Regions from separate parts of the Mus musculus genome. Here regions 2, 3 and 4 are each linked to region 1. The links are chromatin loops, found by intact Hi-C in ENCODE. Cell type or tissue: heart. All regions are shown on one strand.

Region 1 (5,000 bases):
CTGAGCCACACCTCCAGATTCCCAAGCCTATTTTTTTTTTAAACAGAATCTCATTCTGTCGCTCAAATGGCCTCTTGTCTCAGTCAGCCAAGTGCTGGGATCACGGATGAGAGCTAGCATGTCTATGTAGCAGGATCACAGGTCTTTTCTGCAGGTTTTTTCTGAAGTATACGCTCTCACACACTCTGATAACTTAGAACCGAGGGACTGTAGCTTCGCTTCAGCCTCACTGGGCTCTTCAATTCTATAATCTAGTTTTTCAACACTATTTTTTCTGTATTATTTTCTTCAGAAGAGGACTCCAGGGATTCCTCAGCCCTTCACCTGTCACAGCATTTCCGTTGTCCCTGTCACATTAACCTTTAACCTTGGACCGAGCCACAGGTTCTTTAATATGGCTTGGTACTACTTGAGCAAACTGCAAAATTTTGCAAATAAGATGGGAATTGAAAAGGACCAATGAATTATCTGTCTAGAGGCCACTGATGATTCTTCACAAGCAAGAATGAGAGACAAGCACAGTTGTAGCCTCAGAGTCATCAGGGAAAAAACAGTAAGGCAGAGCTAGGGGAAGGGGACCACACAGGGAGCTGCTGTTGTTTGTCTTGGGTTTGCCTTTACTCTTTTGGAGACAAGGTGAGATCAGTAGCCCTGGCTTGGAACTCACAATTTTACAGACTAGCCTAACTTGCTGATCTTCCGGCTTCTGCCTCTGGAGTAATGGGATTACAGGTATGTACCTGGCCTAAAAAGGTTTCTCAACTGGGAAAATACCAGCTTTTTATATGCTCATGATAATAATTAAGAAAATCTGATAATACAGGTAAAGGGCTATCCTTAAGAATATATCCTTGGGTATGCGTAAAATAATTAGCACATAGGATCTACTACATTGATGGCAGTAGCCGTAAGAAGAAGCTATTAATATTAACCATACAATCTAGGTAATTTGCTATACATTCATGGTCTAGTTGAGGTATTCCTATTAAAGGTGAAGAGAAATGTAGCAAACTTTGGCGGGGGGACCGGAGAGTTGACTCAGTAGGTTAAGAGCACTTGCTTCTCTTATTTATGTAGGAGGCTCCAGTTTGCTTCCCAGCACCCACATGGCAGCTCATAACCACGTGTAACTCCTGCTCCAGGAGCTCCAATACCTTCTCTGGCCTTTGCAGGTGTCAGGTCTCAAAGAAACCTGGGACAAAGAGCTGAGGTGCCTACTAACATATCAGGGCAGAAGCAGGAGCCCAGCATTACCTAATACCTATAGCTTCTCCCAGCTCTTCTCACCCCAGCTCCTACCCTAAACCACTCTCCAGTGGGCTCAGCTTCCCTTCCTTCAGCTTCTGACCCTACAGAACTCAGGCATGTTGGCTACTCACTCCCTTGACTCAGCTCTTGGTTCCCATGTGCTCTCTTGGTCCACCCCCACCCCCTTCCATGCTCTCCCCACCGCTCCCCTCTATGCCCGTCTATACTGCTGGTCAGATTCAGTCTGGACCTTTCTAGTCTGAACTCTCCCTCATATCTACAATAAAGGCTTCCCCTCAACCCTAGGTAAGCCCTGACCTCATTTACATTCGACAGGCAACACTCAAAAATGGTACACGCGCATACATGCAGGCTGTTACATGTTTGTTAGTGGCAATGGAAATGATGGAGGAGAAAAGGCAAAGTAAACAATGTAAGAGAGAGGAGAACACAGAAGAGAAGCCATCGAGTATATGAAAAGGAATGCAATCCAGTGAGGGACTTCAGGGACTCAAGTCCAATACACAGTTCTTAATAGAGACAGGGTTTCTCTGTGTAGCCCTGGCTGTTCTGAAACTCCCTGTAGACCACACTGGTCTCCAACTCAGAGATCCACCTGCCTCTGCCTCTCAAGAGCTGGGGTTAAAGCCACGTGCCACCACTACCTGGTGACAATACATTCTAAAGGTGAAGGTTGGTTGTAAGGATATATACCTAAGACCTGAGTGAAATGGTAACTGGAAACAGTTGAGGCTCTCCTTTATAAACTGCCTCTACTTCCTCTTTAAGATATATATATTTGAAAAATATGCTCATCGATTTAAGGTGAACAGTGGAGGGCAGACTGGAGGTTTGGGAAGATGAGCGGAATTAAGTGTAGAAAAGCAAACGCTCTTCTTGCAGATGCCACCAAAACAGACACTTCACCTTAGAACTCACCATGGTTTGGGTGTTCTTCTTTGTTTGAGTCTAGCCTTTAATGGCTGAGCCATGCCTACAACCAGGTTCTGTTTTTCTTTAGCCAATCGCAGCTGCCTGGGTGCTGGTGTGGAGCTGGAAGGATTTTACCAGACTGGAAAGCAAGTGTGAAGGACCAAGGAACGAGCAATGTAAAACGGATTCATGAAATTTAAAATGGAGGGTTAAGTGAAAGAGAGTTAAAAGGTGGCAGGGACTCGGGAGGCAGGAACAAAAAGGGTCAATAAGTCAAGTCTAGCCTCGGCTAGATGATAAAACGCTATTTCTAGGGAAGGAAAAAAACCTATAAGGATGAATTATAGGTCTTGAAAAGATTGAAGGTTTGAACCAAGGTTCGTAAGTCTGGTTCGTAAGTCTAAGATCGTGGAAAACTGAGGTCACCGTTATGCTCTCATTCCTAGCAGGGCATTTACCAGGGAAGTTTGGGTCACCCCTTGGTAGATCTCCAAAGCACATTCCACTCTGACTCCTTTGTCAGAGAAGTTTAACAGACAAAAGTACAGCTCTCACTAGCTCCTCCACCCTATCCACCCTGTCCGCCACTTCTAGCCTGGGGCGGGCTATCTAGAGGGCGGTCCCTCTCAAACTCACTCTTTGGATCCGTGTTGGGCGACGCTAACCGCCGGCGAAGCACGTCTTTCCAGTCCATGGTTGACTCCCGCTCAGAGGACCCTACATTTGCAGTTTGTTAAGAGCTCCACCCACTGCCAGCCGCGACGTCAGACTTCGCCAAGACAGGTGGAAGTTAATTAGGACGCCTGGACGCCATCTTGGGCACGGGCGGAAGCCTTGGCTACAAAGGAAAAAAAGAAAAAAGGAAAGGAAAGATGCTGTAGCTATTCCGGATACGGCGATCACGCTAGCATGGACGAAAATCAGACATGAAGTAGATGAAAAAATTATCCTTCTTACGGAGGTGTCGCAGCTCACCAAGCCGGATTTCTAAAGGCCAGAAGAAGCCTGCGTGACTTCTTCGCTTGGGCATTTAGCGCGTGCGCGCCACAGGTTACGGGACTCCATTGCCATTTCCGAATTGAGAAAAGCATTTTCGTCACATTTTGTTCTTTCTCTGGAAACCTTAACCGTTCCTACGATGTAATAGACGCAGCGGTATCCAGCCCTCTCGGATACTAAAAGTTTCAAAATTATCCTGGTTTGTTTATCTTCTCAGTACTCAACAGAACCCTGGAATTCAAGCGCTCCAGGCCCCAGCACCACGTTCAGCGCGGTGCGTTGTGGGTATTGTAGTTTTCACCGCGTTTATGGTTCCTTTAAGCATGAGTGGCGTGGTGAGTTGTTTAATGAAGTGAACTTCGTTTGTCGACCCTCCGTACAGTTAAGTCTGAGCTCTTTCTGGACCTCACTTCCTTCCCTATGATGTTTATGCTGCATTTCCATGGCCCCTCTTCTCCGAAGAGTTTTGCGGCCCGGAGAGAGTTGTGAAGAGCAAGGGACCCTAGACTGGCTTTTCTTGCTACTGCTGGGGCTGCGATTGGTGGTTCCTGTTCGTTGTTATTTATTTCCCTGTTCTAGCTCCTTTGGTATCCCGCCCCTCTTCGGGACCATCATAATCCACACGAGTCAAACTGGGAGTCCATGTGCTTTTTCCTCAGATTCGAAAATTGGAAGGTAACAGGCACTTCAGGATTCCCGTTCCGCCTTCTGGTTTAGGGATTGCTACTGGTGTTGGACGTCTTTGGATCCTTATTTAATAAATAGAACACGTGTGCTTTCCTTACCATTACATCGCTCCAAACACATAGTCTTGATTTGTTTGTAACGGAGAAACAAAAAAAGTCTCACTTTCAAGAACTGCGCTTCCATATCCTCGGGCCCCCAATACCTTAATTTTACGTAGTGGAGTGAAACTGTTTTATTTTTAAGTTTCATTCAACTCACTGCAGCATGACCTTCTATTTGTCTGGTTTTCGGAGCATCCCGAAACTTTGGAAGAGCAACCCTTACTTTGAGCTAGGCCCTGCGACCTCTTCTACCCCCTTCTTTCTCTGTGCCATCGGGAACCAACAAAGATGGTTTTCTGTTAAACCTACTACCCCTCCAAATAGCAAAGCACTCAATCTACTGGATACCAAAGCTAGGACACACAGGAAAGGGAATGACAACAATGGGCAGGTTTCTTCTGATCCTCATTACTTCGCTGCTGGAGCAGCTAAGAAGAGGTCCCACATAGGTGCTAACCCTCAGAATCAAGGTCATGCCTTGCCCGTGAGAAGCTCTGTCCAACTTCCAACTAAACCTTTGAATTCCGCAGAGTGGGATAAACTTAAAGAAGATTTCAAAGGAAAGGCCAGTTTTGAAGACTTCATCATTTCACAGATGGCACGCAACTGTTGTTCAGTAGATGTGGCCAAGTCTCTCCTGGCTTGGGTAGCAGCAAAGAACAATGGCATCGTGGGCTATAATCTACTCGTCAAGTATTTATATCTCTGTGTCTTTCATAAGCAGACGTCAGAAGTTATTGATGTCTATGAAATCATGAAAGCCAAGTACAAGAGTTTAGAATCTGGGGGTTATACCCTTCTCATCCGGGGATTGATCCACTCAGACAGATGGAGAGAGTCCTTGTTGCTGTTAGAAGACATTAAAAAAGTCATGGTCCCTTCCAAAAAGAACTATGGTGACTGTATACAAGGAGCCCTCCTTCATCAAGATGTGAACACAGCTTGGAATTTGTATCAGGAATTGATAGGTCATAATCTCATCCCTCCGTTGGAAACTCTAAAAGCCTTCTTTGATTATGGCAAAGACATAAA
Region 2 (5,000 bases), 520 kb after region 1:
TTTTTGCTTTCTTAAGTATTCCATTTTCGAACTGAGGAAGCCAGGTCCTACAAAATATCCAACATGTGTGGTAGTAATACATCTGATGTTTCCCAAGTTAGGAAACACACATGCACACACTACACACATACACACAACCACAAAACCCTCTATGCTGTGGCAGGTAATTTAGGAACTCTCAATACCCTGCTGTAACTCAGCTTTATAGTTACAACTGCATTTATGCAATCTACAGCTTGTCTCAAGTGAGAGTCAGATTGCACCAAGTGTCCACTTTCAAACGGCCGTTATTTTGTAATACATTTACGTGCCGATGACTTTGCGTGTCTCAGCATATCTTTTCACGCAAATCTTCAATGACTTAACTCCAAAATGGAAATGTTAAAAACCTCTACCATATTTAAATGGTTTACATAAGATGGATTTAATTGCTTTCTCACTATACCACAGGTATAAGTACTTGTGATAACTAAGACTAGCTGTCAGACATGTAGGAAGGCTGAAAAACAAATCAGAGACAGAAAATCTAGGCTTCGTTGTGGTCGTTAGTCTCCACCAGCTCCATCCATCTTCAACTTTTTTGTTTATATATTTTTTAAAATGGCAAATAATATCTCTATTTCTAGACAGATGGTCATGTTGGATTATACTAATTCATGTGAGACCCTTTGTAGACAGCAAAACACCACACAAATGTTGGGTATCATTGGTGGTATTAGTCACAACACAGTAGAGAAATCCATCCATGAAACAGAGGACACACCACTAAACATATAAGTCACTTTCCAAAACAGACAGAAATTAGGAGGACAGCTTGAGATGATAAACTCTGAATTAGAATTCAGACATCTGAGATCTAACCTCAGCTATCCTATTGTCATTCTATATGTCTAAGCCCTGGTCAACTTTCCTTTTTACCTCAAAATTTCTTCATTTAAAAAAAAAAAAAAATCCAAGTTGTCTATGACCAAGTATCCAAAAATCCTCGCTTAACACTTTATCCCAAATCTAGCTTGCTTCGGTCTTCAGAGACACTAAAGTTGATGAGACGGCAGAGAGTAAGAAATTTTTAATGAAAACTTAATTCTGTATCGTTCACGAGAACCTTCTTCTCTATAATTAGTTTTCTTCCTAAAGGACAGCAAATGAAGAACAGGGTGTATAGGGCGGGGTTCTTTCCCCAAGCTTCAGGAACCACCCACTTCCCAAAGAGGTGCAACTGCTTCCTCCAGGGCCCTCACCTGCCAAAAAAACTTGAAAGACTACGGGTTCCACTGGCCGAGCCAGCGCTTTGCTTTGCTTTGCTTTGCACTCGGGTGGGGATGGCAGTAGTCAGATGGCAAGCACACCCTCTAAACACCATTACCCACAACGCCAAGTGTCCCTGAAGTCTCATCAAGGACTTAAGTTTCTGGCCTGACTGTCATTTTTTTTTTTTTAAACAATCAGACCAGGAACTCCAACGTGGGTCTCTCCGTGCTGGTGCTGACTGATTTGTACCAACTGCCAAGCTGTCCCCTTCCCTCGCCGCCCGCCCGCGCGTGGGCAGAGGCGCCGCCGGCCCTCACTCCCGACCGCGCCAGGTCGCGAGGGCGAAGCCCGGAGCTCGCGGGGTGACAGGCCGGGGGCAGCAAGGCCGCCGCGGCGGCGCCCCGGGGTCGCGGCTCCCCTCACCGATGACGATGCGCAGGTGCTTGAGGCGGGTCAGCGCGTCCTTCTTGGTGTCCAGCACCTTCTGGGTGGACTTCTTCACGTCCCCGTGCGGCTTCTTAGAGAACATCCTGCGGCCGCCGCGGCCCCTCCCGGCCGGGTCCCGACGACCCAGCGCAGGCGGTGGGCGGGGAAGAGGCTAGCCGCGGCGGCTCATGCGTTCCCCCGCGTCCGCCGCTGCCGCGCGGGCCCCGCTGCCAGGCCCGCCTCTCGCCGCCGCCGCCGCACGGAACCTGCAGCCCCGGCTCCAATATGGCGGATCCGCCCCGCGCGCTGCAGCGACGAGGAGACGCGGAGCGGCCGCCGCCGCCCAGGCCGCGGCAGGAATCCCCACAGCCGCGGAGAGGGAGCGCTCCGCCGCGGCGCCACTCCTCTCTCCCTGAGGCCCCCTTAAGGTTGAAGCGTCTCTAGCAGCTTCAACCCCGCGGAGGCCAAAACCGAGTCGTGTGGTGATGGAGTTTCACGACTCTGCCGTCGGTGGCGAACGGTCCCCGTGGCAACCGCCTTCTGACGTCAAGTGCTCGTGACGTCATGTCAGCGTGAGCTCATTCCTGCCTCTATAGCCTCTTGGTTTCCTGTGTCTGTAGTAATGAAGAAGGGCAAGAAAGTTAAGGAAGGTGTTGTCTACTGTGTGCTCCTTGTAAACAGCGGTTCCTAGAGTTTTTGTTGAAAAAGTCGTTCATCTCCACTCTTTAAACCGCTCTGAGTAACTTAAACATCAGAACAGATGTGCAAGGCCAGCTTGATACTAGCTCTGAAGCCTTGGCTCTGACGTCATTTCACTTTCTAATTTGGATATTTCCTGTGTTTTGCAAACCGTTCACTTTCTAATTTGGATTCTTCCTGCGTCTTGCAAAATAATGATTAAAAATGTACTGTACTTTAGAGATGCGTGGGAGTGTTGCATCCTTTTCCTTTAAATTAACATGCACATGGCTAGAGCTGCAGTTCGCTCTAGCACCAGATCTCCAGCACCAAGAAAACAGACATAAATAAATAAAATATCTTGTACAAGTAAATGCATCCTACCATATATCAGAGAAAAAAAATTAAGAAATCTGGATGATTTTAAAGGAAGGCTGTCTTTAGATGTGAAATACTCACCTAAATCCAAAGAACGCTGTGTAAGATCCAAGTAAAACAATTAACTAAGTGTGGTAGTGCTCTGCTGTCATACTAGGATTTGGGAAGACATAATTCAAGGTCAATGGCAGCTACGTTAGACCATGTCTCAAAACAAAACAAAACAAAACAAAAAACTACAAAACACAAGTAGTAATCACAAACTCTGGCTTTTTGTCTTTGCCTGTCCCTAGTGCCCAGTCCCCTGCTGATCTATCTTCCGTCACTCTGAATTAATATTTGTTAGACAATTTTGTTTGTATTTTTCTTTAGAGACTTTAAATAATTTATTTTATTTGTTTGTTTATTCATTTGCTTTTTTCGTTTTGGTTTTCCAAGGCAGGGTTTTTCTGTGTAGCCCTGGCTGTGAACTCACTCTGTAGATCAAGGTGGCCTAGAACTCACAGAGATCCACATGCCTCTGCCTCCAGAGTTCTGAGATTAAAGTGTGTGCCACCACTGTCCAGCTTGTTTGTTTGTTTATTTTGGTGTTCTGCCTACATATATGTCTGTGAGATGGTATCAGATCCCCTGGAACTAGGGTTACAGACAGCTGCAAGTTGCCATGGAGGTGCTGGGAATTGAACCTAGGTCCTCTTAACTGCTGAGCTGATTGATTTTTATTTTGAATCTGTGAGTGTGTGTGAATGTGTGTGTGTGCGCGCGTGCGTGCATGCACACAAGCATCTACACAAACATGCCTTTTGAGGCTGTACTTATAGGCAGTTGTGAGCCACCCAGCCTCAGTACTGCAAATCAAACTTGGGTTGTCTGCAAGAGCATATACTCCCCTAACTAGTGAGCCATCTCTACAGCTCCCTTCTTTTAGAATTTTACATCAAATCTACAGAATACATGAAATGTACATAAAAACAGTGATGTGTTGTTTTATCAGTAGCCTTTGTCTTCAAATAGTAATTCACCAGTGAGTGCAACAGTAGGAACTCCCACGGCCTATTAAGAATAGCAGTAATTAGTAGGAGGCTTCTGAAAAATAGCAGGATACTTTAAAATGTTTACATAATCTTGCGGAGGTTTGAATAGGTATGGTCCCCATAGATTCATGTGTTTGAATGCTTGGCCCATTAGGAGATGTAGCCTTGTTGAAGTGGGTGTGGCCTTGCTGAAGTGGGTGTGGCCTTGTTGGAGGACTTGTGTTGTTGTGGAGGTGGGTTTTGAGGTCTCATATGCTCAAGCTCTGCCCAGTGTGGAACCCAGTCCCCTGGCTGCCTTTGGATCAAGATGTAGAACTCTCAGCTCCTCCAACACCCCGTCTTCCTCCATGCTGCCATGATTCCCACCACGATAAAGGACTAAACTCTGAAACTGTAACCCTGCCCCAATCAGCTGACTTTATAAGAGTTACCTTGGTTATGGTGTCTCTTTACAGCAATGAAACCCTAACTAAGACAAATCTGATTCAAAAGTTCCACTTTTAGAACTCTTTTAAAAAAGAGTGTCAGGAAAAAATAAGGTTTTGTAAAATATTAAGGCATTGTTTATAACTGTATAAACTGATGACATGACCACTCCATGGTGTGGTTTTATTGTAGACATGAGAGCATGGCATTGTCCAGAGCCGAGAGAGAAAGTAATAGACTGCACATGGATGGCAGACTGGAGCTGACTAGGAGGGAAGCAGGACCAGAGCAGATAGAGATGGGAAGGAGCATAGAGAAAGAGAGAGAAAGGGAAAGTGCTGAAGACCAGAGAGTGATGTGAAGAAATAGCAGGAGAATGAATAGCTGGGGACATAAGCCTGTGAGCTGGTGAGCTGGAGAGGAGAGGGGAGGGGAGGAGGTGAGAAGAGCCAGGATGTCGGCCAGCACGGACTTCGTATGTGTCCTGAGTACTTGTGATTCTGAGGGAGCCTGGAGGCCAGCATAGACTTTGGTCTGCTAATGGACACCACAGTCAGCCATTTCTTCCTTCTGCCTTTTGGAATATGAGAAAAATGGAGTTTCATTTGATCTGACAATACATCAAAAACCTCTACCATGGACACGCTGTGGTGGCACGTGCCTTAAATCCCAGCAGCACTCGGGGCAGAGGCAGACATCACCTGAGTTCAAGGACAGCCTGGTCTACAGAGTGAGTTTCAGAACAGACAGGGCTACAAAGAGGATCTTTGTCTTGAGAAACCAAAGTGAATAAATAAAGAGAGAGAG
Region 3 (5,000 bases), 530 kb after region 1:
CCACACTGCCTTCTGCACTACTGGGATTGAACCCGGATGCACATGTATGAAAACTCTACCAACTGACCCACAGTCCCAGCTCCTCGAAATCCTTTCTAAACAAAGGTATTTAGTTAGGAAAGTGCTATTGTTGAACTTACCCCCAAATTCTTTTATGTCCAAATAGAAGTCAGCTAGATTCTTATCATGTGATACAATTCTTTGCTTAAAGTGTGTGAGAGAAAAAAAAAAAACAAACAAACCCTGGTCCCTTTGTCTCTATGCAATCAGAAAGAGGGGGCTATTTTGATAACTCCTGTTAATAATTGTGACTATCCCACTAAAAAGTTCAAAAGTGGCAGTTTTGTGAAGATGAGTTGTAATAGGGGATATGAAAGCACACAGGCAAATGTTCTCTGCTCTCTCCAATAAAATCCTTTAAAAAACCCTTAAATATATCCTCTCTGTATGCAAAGCTCTGTAACACTGTACATTTTTCATTTGGTTAAGAACTACACATTAGGGTATCTGAGGTTAAATTTCTTAAATAATATCAAACAATCATAGATCTCAGAAAATTATTTAAGTACGAGAAGCCTACAATGATAGCATGCTATTATGGTTTTCTGAATTCCTAGTTTTCACAGGGAATTGGTAAGAATTTTGTCTAAGGTAGGGACTGAACCTAATGACCTTGCACATGGGAGACATGCAAGGCTATCTATCCATTGCCCTACAGTTGAGCTATATCCCCAGCCCTGCGAAGACTGAGTCTTATCATTGGAAACAAAGGCCTGTTCTTATAATACATCAGAAAGCTCCCCTGGGTTGCCAGAGCTGTCTGATTCCTCGTTCTGCTCCTTCCTTGAAGGTCTCTGAAGAGAAGCAGTGCCTATTTTGTTCAGGTCATCTCCTGAAATTCTCACACCTGCTACACAAAACACATTCAGCAAATGGTATGTTAATGAATACAAACAAGGAATTTCAGGGGACAGGATCTTTCTCTAGCTCAGGCTGGCCTAGAATTCACTATTTAACCCAGGATGGCCCACAACTCTAGGAAATCCTCCTGCCTCAACCTCTCAAAGAGATTATAGGCATGAGCCACCACACCTTCCTCTCCCTCTCTCCTTCTCCCCTCCCCACTCTGTGTGTGGGTGTGTATGCCTGTGTGTAGAGTATATGCATGTGTGTGCAGTTGCCCATAAAATGCATGTATAGAGTCAGAGACGGAGTTGAGTATCTGCCTCTATTGCTCTCCACCTTACTATTTTAGGCAGGGTCTCTTACTAACTCTGGAATTAACCAATTGGCTAGACTGACTGGACATCGAGCCACCAGGATCTTCCTTTCTCAGCTCCCTAGCTTTGGGGTTACAGGAGTACATTGCTGTGTTCAGCTCTTTTATATGGGTGCTGGGGATTTGAACTCGGGTCCTCATGCTTGCACAACATGCATTTTACCCATTAAACCATGTATGTACTCAACCTGTCCCCAGAGAAGAAAGTCTTAATCAAAAATAGTAAGTTATGTTAGGATATTTTAATGTATTTTCCACTACTTCCATTAAAAAAAAAATATATATATATATATATATATATATACAGTGTTGGGCATATTATAGCTCATGCCTGTAATCCGAGCACATGGGAGTCTGAGGCTGGCAGATCATAAGTTTGAGGTCAGCTTGGGTTACCTAGTAAATTCCAGGTTAGCCTGACACAAAAATTAGTCTTATCTTAATGTAGTTCTCTGAAGCTCTGTCTTACAGTTGATATGATGAAATTTTGGTACTAGTTGTTAGTCACAACCTCTGTTAGTTTTTCTTAGTTTCAAACTCTGACTTTGGTCCATCAGCAGTGACAAATTTGGAGATTGTGTGTGACTGGTGTCTCAGCTCCACCACGTGGCAGATTTGGGAATTGGATCTGCTTGCTGAGAACTGGGATACAGGCACACATCACCACACCCAGCTCACCCTACAACTCTCCTTTTGCTTTGTTTTGTCTGCTTGCCTTTGGAACCTCTGCAGTGCTTTCTGTAGTGGCTGCATCACTCTGCATTCCCACCAGCATTTCGGAAGAATTTGTCAGCCCCCTACATCTTCACTAACATTAGCTGTTTGTTTTCTGGCTGGTAGGAGGTAAAATCTCAGTGTGGTTTTGATTTGTGTTTCCTTGATTGTTAAGGAAGTTGAACAGTTTTTTATTGGCCAGCAAATAAAAGTTGTAATGTTTCCCCCTCCCTATGACAGTCTCTGTGTTAACATTACCCCTGATCTAAAAGATCCGTGTAACAGTGTTCATTCAGGCAACTAACTTTTATCTTTTGAGGATTATAAAAGTTATATGTTGCATTCATTGTGTTCCTTTAGGAAAAGGGGAATTGTGTATGTACCCTATATATATATATGTATATATATATATAAATATATATACATACATATATATGTATATATATATATATATGCATATATTACTTTATACAGTATATGTAGCACATGAAAATGACTGGTACAATTTGGGGATTCCCTCTTCAAAGCCTTCAGTTTATCAAGTCTGTGCCATAGAAAGTAAAAACTGGAATTACAATTTGCTACTATAAGACTTAGAATATACTTTAAAAATATAATAAAATTAAGTTTTCATTTACTCTAAACTCACAAATACTACAAAGTGGGTGGGGGTGTATATATTCTAGCATCATTGTACCTGTTTGACAGATTCATACCTCATATTGACAGGATCTTTCAAGTGTGGGTGAAGAAAAAGGAAGGAAGAAAAGAAAAGACACAAACCTTGTCCTAATTCTGATACTATGTCTGCTCTGGGTCATTTGTCAAAATGGTTACCAAACACTTTGAACAATAATAGTCCCCTTAACAAAATAAGAATATTTCTAATAGTAAAGGCAATCCAAATGCCTGTTAAGAGGTGCCTGATTAATATTCATATGTTTATCAGTCATTAGGTCTGGGAAAAGGTGGGCAGTAGTGGTGTACACTTTTAGTTTCAGTGCTCAAGATGCAGAAGCAGACAGATCTCTGAGTCTGAAAACAGCCTGATCCACAGAGTCAGTTCCAGGACAGCTAGGGTTGCACAGAGAAACAAAAAATAAAAAACAAAAACAAACAAAAAACAAAAACAAACAAAAAATCCCCCAAACCCCAAATAGCTTATAATAGCTTACACACACACACACACACACACACACACACACACACACACACACATATCTAATAGTTAAAGGACACTATAATTGGAGCCTGGTGGCTGGCTCTTTCATCTTAGCATTCAGAGTGTAGGAAATAATGGCAGGTGATCTCTGTGAGTGTGAGGCCAGCCTGGTCTGCATCATGTGTTCTAGCCATCCAGAGTTATACAGAGAGACTCACTAAATAAGTAAGTAAGTAAATAAATAAATAAATAAATGAATAGCAACACTCACAAAATAAATAAATTAATAGATAACATAGCAACAACAACAACAACAAAACCAACCACTGTAGGTTCTGCAGGGAAAACACAGGAAGGATAAAATCAGGGATAAACTTGAACACATAAGTAAAAGTAAAATCTTAAAAAATAGGAAAAATTTAAAACTTTTTGGGGGTAGTATGCATGGTATTGTCTTAGGTTTTTCTATGGCTGTAACAAAACACCAGAACCAAAAAGCAAGTTGAGGAGGAAGGGGGTTTATTTGGCCTACACTTCTATATCCATGTTAAAGAAGTCAGGATAGGAACTCAAGCAGGGCAGGGAGCTGGAGGCAGGAGCTGATTCAAAGGCCATGGAAGGGTGCAGCTTACTGGCTTGCTTCCCCTGGCTCACTCAGCCTGCTTTCTTATAGCTCCCAGGACCACCAGCTCAGGGCTGAGACCACCCACAATGGACTGGGCCCTCCCCCATTGATAACTAATTAAGAAAATGCTCTACAACCATGTCTTATGGAGGCATTTTCTCAGTTAAGTTTCTCTCCTTTTAGATACCTTTAGTTTGTGTGTCAACTTGACATAAGACCAGCCAACACAGGTATGTATGTTCACATGTGTCTGTAGGTACTTATCAAGACCAGAAGTTGATATTGAACATCTTTCTCTATTGCTCTCCTCCATAGACATTGAGGTAGGCTCTCTCTCTCTTGTACCCAGAACTCACTGGTTCAGCTGGCTAGATAGCCCAGAATTCTCTGTCCATTTCCTTAGCACTGTGATCCCATGTAGGCTGTTGTGCTGGCCTGGTCTTTACATGAATTCTGGTGTGAGGACTCCAGTTGTCATACTTTTGCAGCAAGACTTTACCTGCTGAGTTATCTTATGAGCCTATGACAAGAGTCTGAGACTTTGAAAGGAATTTAAAGTTAAGATCATAGAAACTTCTTATTTTATAACTGACCAGCGATTCTTCGTTTTTTTTTTTTTTTTTGGGGGGGGGGGTTCGAGACAGGGTTTCTCTGTGTAGCCCTGGCTGTCCTGGAACTCACTCTGTAGACCAGGCTAGCCTTGAACTCAGAAATCTGCCTGCCTCAAGCCTTCCAAGTACTGGGATTAAAGGCATGAGCCACCACGCCCGGCGAGATTCTATGTTTTGCCGAGTTTACTGCTGGGTTATTAAGAGAAGCGTGGCTTGAATCCATGCCTCTTCTCTCTTACTTCCTTATGTCTGAGCCTGGCCTCGAATTTGAGACAAATTTCTTGTCGCAGCCCCTGGAGTTGCTGCAATTACAGGTGTAAGCCACCAGGCTTGGCTCCTTCTGTTTACCTTTGAGCAGGAGAAGCAGAAAGCACCCACTTGAGGACCACTGTATGCCATGAGAGTGCCTGCAAGCTTTGAGGCCACACTACTTACATTCAAATCTGAGACCGGTTATTTATTACCTGTATGACCTTGGTGAGGTAGTTTAACTGCTCTGTGCCTCAGTTGTCTCCTCTGCAAAGTTAACTCTCAGATTTGTGTAGAGATTAAATGGACTGATTTACTTAAAGTACCTAGCAGTACAAGGCATAAGGGCGACCAGAAATC
Region 4 (5,000 bases), 610 kb before region 1:
CTAACTAACTTCTGTCATCGTAGACTGACTTCTGTGATTAGTTTCCTATCAACAGAATTATAATAAATGTACATCAATAATAGGAAGAAATAAAACAACAAAAATGAATTAAGTCAGGGCCAGCAAGATAACTCAGCAGCAGACAAAGGGCTTGTCACCAAGCCTCATGACCTGAGTTCAATTTCTGGGACCCACATGGAAGGAGACAAGTTGTAGATTAAGACGCGGAGAAAAAAGCCAGGCGTGAGCTGGGCGTGGTGGCGCAAGCCTTTAATCCCAGCACTCGGGAGGCAGAGGCAGGTGGATTTCTGAGTTCGAGGCCAGCCTGGTCTACAAAGTGAGTTCCAGGACAGCCAGGGCTATAGAGAAACCCTGTCTCAAAAAAAACAAAACAAAAAAAAAAAAAAAAAAAAAAAAACTGCGGGAAAAAGAACAACAAAGCAAAAGCCAGCTGCAAGAAATGCCTTGGACATTTTTTTCTTGTTTTAAGACAAAATCTTACGTAGCCCAGAACCAGCTTTGAACTCTTCACCCTCTGGCCTCCTAAATGATGGGATTATAGGCATACACTACCATGTCTGACTTAATTCATTTAACTTTTAAATTACAGTTTTAAAAATGTTGTGTATAGCCGGGCATGGTGGCGCATGCCTTTGGTCCCAGCACTTGGGGGGCAGAGGCAGGCGGATTTCTGAGTTCGAGGCCAGCCTGCTCTACAGAGTGAGTTCCAGGACAGCCAGGCTATACAGAGAAACCCTGTCTCGAAAAACAAAAGAAAGAAAGAAAGGAAGAAAGGAAGGAAGAAAGAAAGAAAAATGTTGTGTATATGGGCATATGGGTGCTATGGCATGCGTGTGGAGATCATAACTTAAAAAAAAAAAAAAAGCCCATTCCTTTTTTTTTTTTTTTCCATTCTCTATTCCCTAGTTTCTACTTGACAGTCTTCAAGATAAGTACTTCGTGCTAAGGGCCAGGCCCTCACTAGCTTAGGACACTGTCCCATACTTGTATTTCCATTTACAGATGCGAGGCCGAGAACTGACTTGCCTTCGGTCACAGTGCTAGTAAACGGTAAACAGGGTTCCATCTAAGGCTTCACGCCTGGGGGCCCACGTAATTCCGGAACATCCCTCTTCCCGCACTGCTGTCCATCCTGGTTCCCTAGAGACTGAGCAGCGCCATCAAGCGCCCCGAGGCTCCCGCAAGTGAAGCGGACGACACTGCGCCCAGGGACGGCCGGCGCGAACAACACAACGGCCTCAGCCAAGGCAGGGCGGAGACGCGGGGCAGCGGCCCACCTGCTCAGAGCCGGCTCCTCGTCGCTCGGCTCTTCCACCGCGTACGGGTCATAGTCATCCTGGAGTCGGTTCATGGCGACCTGAGGACGCCTACACCGCCCCGGCGTCTGTGTACTCCGCCAGCGCCTTCCCCAAAGCTTCCCGGAGACTCCACTTCCGCCCGTACTGCGAGTCCTTCCTGTGCGCCTGCGCAAGCCGTCCAGTGACAAGGATGCAAGAGACGGGGCGTGCGGAGGGTCAATGTTAACACGTCTCTACGTTTTCTTTTCCGCTGAAAATAGCAGTTGTCTTTGTGCATTTTTCTTCTCGCCGCCGCCGCCGCCGCCACCTCCTCCTCCTCCTCCTCTTAACTTAAGCTTTATTTAGGTTTTGAAAAGGTCTCACTAACCCAGTCTAACCTGTAACCAGTTATGTAGCCCAGGCTGGCTTCGCTCTGCTTACCGTGACCTGCGGAGAGCTGAGATTACAGTTGTATATCACTATCCAGTCAGATTTATTTCTTCAAAGTTGTTATCTTAGCCCTTCTCTCATGGTTTTTATTAGGTTTATTGGCTGTGTGCAAGTAAATAATGTATAATAGACCTACTCAGAAAAACACCACGGAAAAACGATTTTTCTTTTACTAGTTAAACTTAACAAGGGTGGATCTCTTAGAATCCTGTCCTCCGCTAGCAGAAACTGAATTGAGCTAAAAAAAACTTTTTCTTTGCCCAGAGCCTGGGCAGAAGCTTAGGTTTTGAATTCCAGATTCGATTGCCCACTACCAACAAACCCCGCCCCCGCCTCACAGCCTTAGTGGGCGGAGTCGCGTTGAGGGGCCTACAGACGAGTTCCCGCGGCGTCACCACAAAGGCGTGGAATATGTAGATGAGAATTTCACGCAAAGGCTACCGGTTCTCCCTAAATAGACATTTTTTTCCGTTATTGATAATATTTACATAATATAAGCGTATATTTATGGATCAAGGTTAGAAAAGAGAATATAATGTAGAGAAGACGCATTGAGGAAGAGACCGTAGTTATAAAGTAAGTATACAATGATGGAGAGCCTGCACACGGCACTCGCAACTCATACTTACCTGGCAGGGGAGATACCATGATCACGAAGGTGGTTTTCCCAGGGCGAGGCTCATCCATTGCACTCCGGATGTGCTGACCCCTGCGATTTCCCCAAATGCGGGAAACTCGACTGCATAATTTGTGGTAGTGGGGGACTGCGTTCGCGCTCTCCCCTGGCATTTTTGTTGAAAAAATAGAAAACATTTACTTTAGCATTGCGAAAGACTTGCTTTCTACCTGGTGTTTTAGTTTTTTTTTTTTTTTTTTTTTTAAAGATTTATTTATTTATTATATATAAGTACACTGTAGCTGTCTTCAGACACTCCAGAAGAGGGCATCAGATCTCATTACGGGTGGTTGTGAGCCTGGTTGCTGGGATTTGAACTTCGGACCTTCGGAAGAGCAGTCGGGTGCTCTTACCCACTGAGCCATCTCACCAGCCCTAGGTTTATTTTTGAATGATGTGTAAGGTAATTGTCAGTTGAAATAAGTTTTACTATCTCAGTTAGCACCAACAACTTGTTTTCTTTTTTTTCTGGTGTTTTCAAGACAGGGTTTCTCTGTCCTCGAACTCACTTTGTAAAAAGGTCAGATACTAACTGTTTAGGTGAAGCAAACCCAAAAGGTGTTGTATTTGCTAAGCTTTATGTAAACATGACACTAACTTCATGAAAACTTTGAGAAGATTCATATTGGGAAGTTGGACATCTTAATCTGTACAGGATGGAAAGGCTCATTGTGGGCGGTACTACCCCTGGGCCGGCACTCCTGCCTGCTAAGGTATGAGGGACTAGTAAAGTAAGCAACATGCCTCCACAACCTTTTCTTCAGTATTTGCTACATCCTGTTTCTGCCTTGAAATAAACCCTTTCTGTTCTGAAATAAACCCTTCCTCCCCAAGTTAGTTGATTTTGATCCTGGACCAGAAACCATAAGACAGGCATCATTTGTTGCGACCCAATTAATTTCATTAGGTTTGTCTGTATGAAATTTAATGTAATCTGGGAGGTGAGGGGTCTCCCCTCTAATATGTACTGTTATTTTGCTACATTATCATGTTGCCACGATGCCTTCTAAATATTTATATTTATACTCAAGGATTTGTGTTGCTTTCAATTGTCCGGTTGAAAAACTGCCAAGCGTTTTTCTGCAGCACATTAGTGTAGAGGTTTCTGAGGAGATCCACAACTGGTCAAAATGCAAAGAATAAGGAACAGGGCTCAACTGCAGGTGAATGGTCTATATCTGCTCCCACCCGAGATTCTGGGAACTCGGGAGAGGCCAGTCTTCTGTGAGAACTGTCTAGACAGGACCCAGCTGCTGCATGCATCACCTCACTGAAGCTGTGGTTACCAGCACAACGAGGTTGCAGGGATAGCTCAGTGGCTAAGAACACTTGCAGAAGACCAGATTTTCCTTCCCAGCACTGAGTGGGGCAGCTCATCTGCCTGTAACTCCAGTTCCAGAGGCAGAGCAAGGATATTGCCCAAGACCTTGGTAAATAGAGAGAAATCAAGGAAGATGCGCTATCTCAACCTGTAACTTTTTCCCACATTCAAACACACACACATGCGCTCATACATGTAAACATACATGCACACCGCACATATCTACATGCTTTTTGCTTTTTCGGGTTTATTTTTGGGGTGGGGGTTGTTTTGGGTTTTGTCCTCCTGGAACTTACTATGTAGATCAGCTAGCTTTGAACTCACAGAGATCTGCTTGCTTCTGTCTCGGGCCCAGTCCAAAATAAATTTTAAATTGGTGTGTGTGCGCGCTTGCAAGTGTGCCTGCCTGCCTGCCTGATCCCCTGGAGCTATAGTTATAGGCACTTGTGTAATGCCTGACATAAGTGCTGGGAACCAAAGTTGGACCCTCTACAAAAGAATCTAGTACTCTTTTTTAAAAATATTTATTTATTTTATGTATGTGAGTACATGGTAGCTGTCTTCAGACGCACCAGAAGAGGTCCCATTACAGATGGGACCCATTGGATCCCATTACAGATGGTTGTGAGCCACCATGTGGTTGCTTGGAGTTGAACTCAGGACCTCTGGCAGAGCAGTTAGTGCTCTTAACCACTGAGACATCTCTCCAGCCCCAGAACCAAGTACTCTTAAGCAGCGAGTGAGCTATTTCTCCGGAATCCAAAACAAATTTTAAAAATTAGAACTTGCTTTGTGGTGATGGTGCACACCTTTAATCCCAGAACTTGGGAGGCAGAGACAGGCCAATCTCTGAGTTTGAGGCCACCCTGGTCTACCAATTGAGTTCCAAGAGAGCCAGGGATACAGAGAGAAACTATGTCTTGTCCCCCACCCACCTCCCCAAAATTAAAGCTTTCTCCGGCCAGAGGTGGTGTTTTTTATTCTCAACATCTGAAAGGCAGAGGCAGGCAGATTGACATTATCTACTCTAAGAACAAACTTTCCATCCGGTTTAATGACTTCTACCAACAGAAGTATGTGTCACCACACCATAACTAAACCCTGCCACTTTAAACCCGAGGTGTAGGGAGTGGGTGGGAGGGAAGACTCAACGGGTAAGAAGGCCTTTGCTTCACATGCCTCATGACCTGAGTTCAGTCCCTAGAACCCAATATTTTGCTTCGTACAAAGCAGGTCTTTCTTTCTTTCCCTTCTT

Evidence for each region. Peaks named below come from ENCODE experiments on the same cell type or tissue, not always from the same donor. Only the 100,000 strongest peaks of a DNase experiment are listed, where the experiment ranks them.
Region 2: a loop joins it to region 1, with 3 times the contacts of the local background. A loop is called at or near these places in 12 of 42 quality-filtered maps.
Region 3: a loop joins it to region 1, with 3 times the contacts of the local background. A loop is called at or near these places in 12 of 42 quality-filtered maps.
Region 4: it touches region 1 in a loop (3-fold over the local background); 3 of 42 quality-filtered maps call a loop at or near these places.

What each region holds. Positions count from the first base shown.
Region 1 is chr12:55,299,777-55,304,776 of GRCm38, forward strand. Ppp2r3c (protein phosphatase 2, regulatory subunit B'', gamma) reads right to left here and starts at 3,224. Exons shown (of 14, transcript NM_021529.4): 1 at 3,139-3,224; 2 at 2,818-3,019. The coding sequence starts at 2,875. It overlaps Prorp (protein only RNase P catalytic subunit), which reads left to right and starts at 2,861. Exons shown (of 7, transcript NM_025373.1): 1 at 2,861-5,000. The coding sequence starts at 4,132. In heart, no CTCF peak of the experiment used is centred here; DNase peaks (open chromatin) are centred at 2,925 and 3,475; H3K4me3 peaks cover 3,085 bases; H3K27ac peaks cover 2,685 bases.
Region 2 is chr12:55,818,988-55,823,987 of GRCm38, forward strand. It overlaps Ralgapa1 (Ral GTPase activating protein, alpha subunit 1), which reads right to left and starts at 2,180. Exons shown (of 42, transcript NM_001368814.1): 1 at 1,675-2,180. The coding sequence starts at 1,780. In heart, a CTCF peak has its summit at 2,103; DNase peaks (open chromatin) are centred at 1,274 and 2,144; H3K4me3 peaks cover 1,880 bases; H3K27ac peaks cover 1,419 bases.
Region 3 is chr12:55,829,396-55,834,395 of GRCm38, forward strand. No RefSeq gene overlaps it. Among named protein-coding and RNA genes, the nearest start is that of Brms1l, 4.5 kb to the right of the region's middle. In heart, a CTCF peak has its summit at 1,890; a DNase peak (open chromatin) is centred at 1,916.
Region 4 is chr12:54,694,413-54,699,412 of GRCm38, forward strand. It overlaps Eapp (E2F-associated phosphoprotein), which reads right to left and starts at 1,482. Exons shown (of 6, transcript NM_025456.4): 1 at 1,299-1,482. The coding sequence starts at 1,372. It overlaps Gm22513 (a small nuclear RNA gene), which reads left to right and starts at 2,370; the gene lies at 2,370-2,533. In heart, CTCF peaks have their summits at 1,186 and 2,699 (motif pointing right); DNase peaks (open chromatin) are centred at 1,459, 2,099 and 2,479; H3K4me3 peaks cover 1,875 bases; H3K27ac peaks cover 1,496 bases.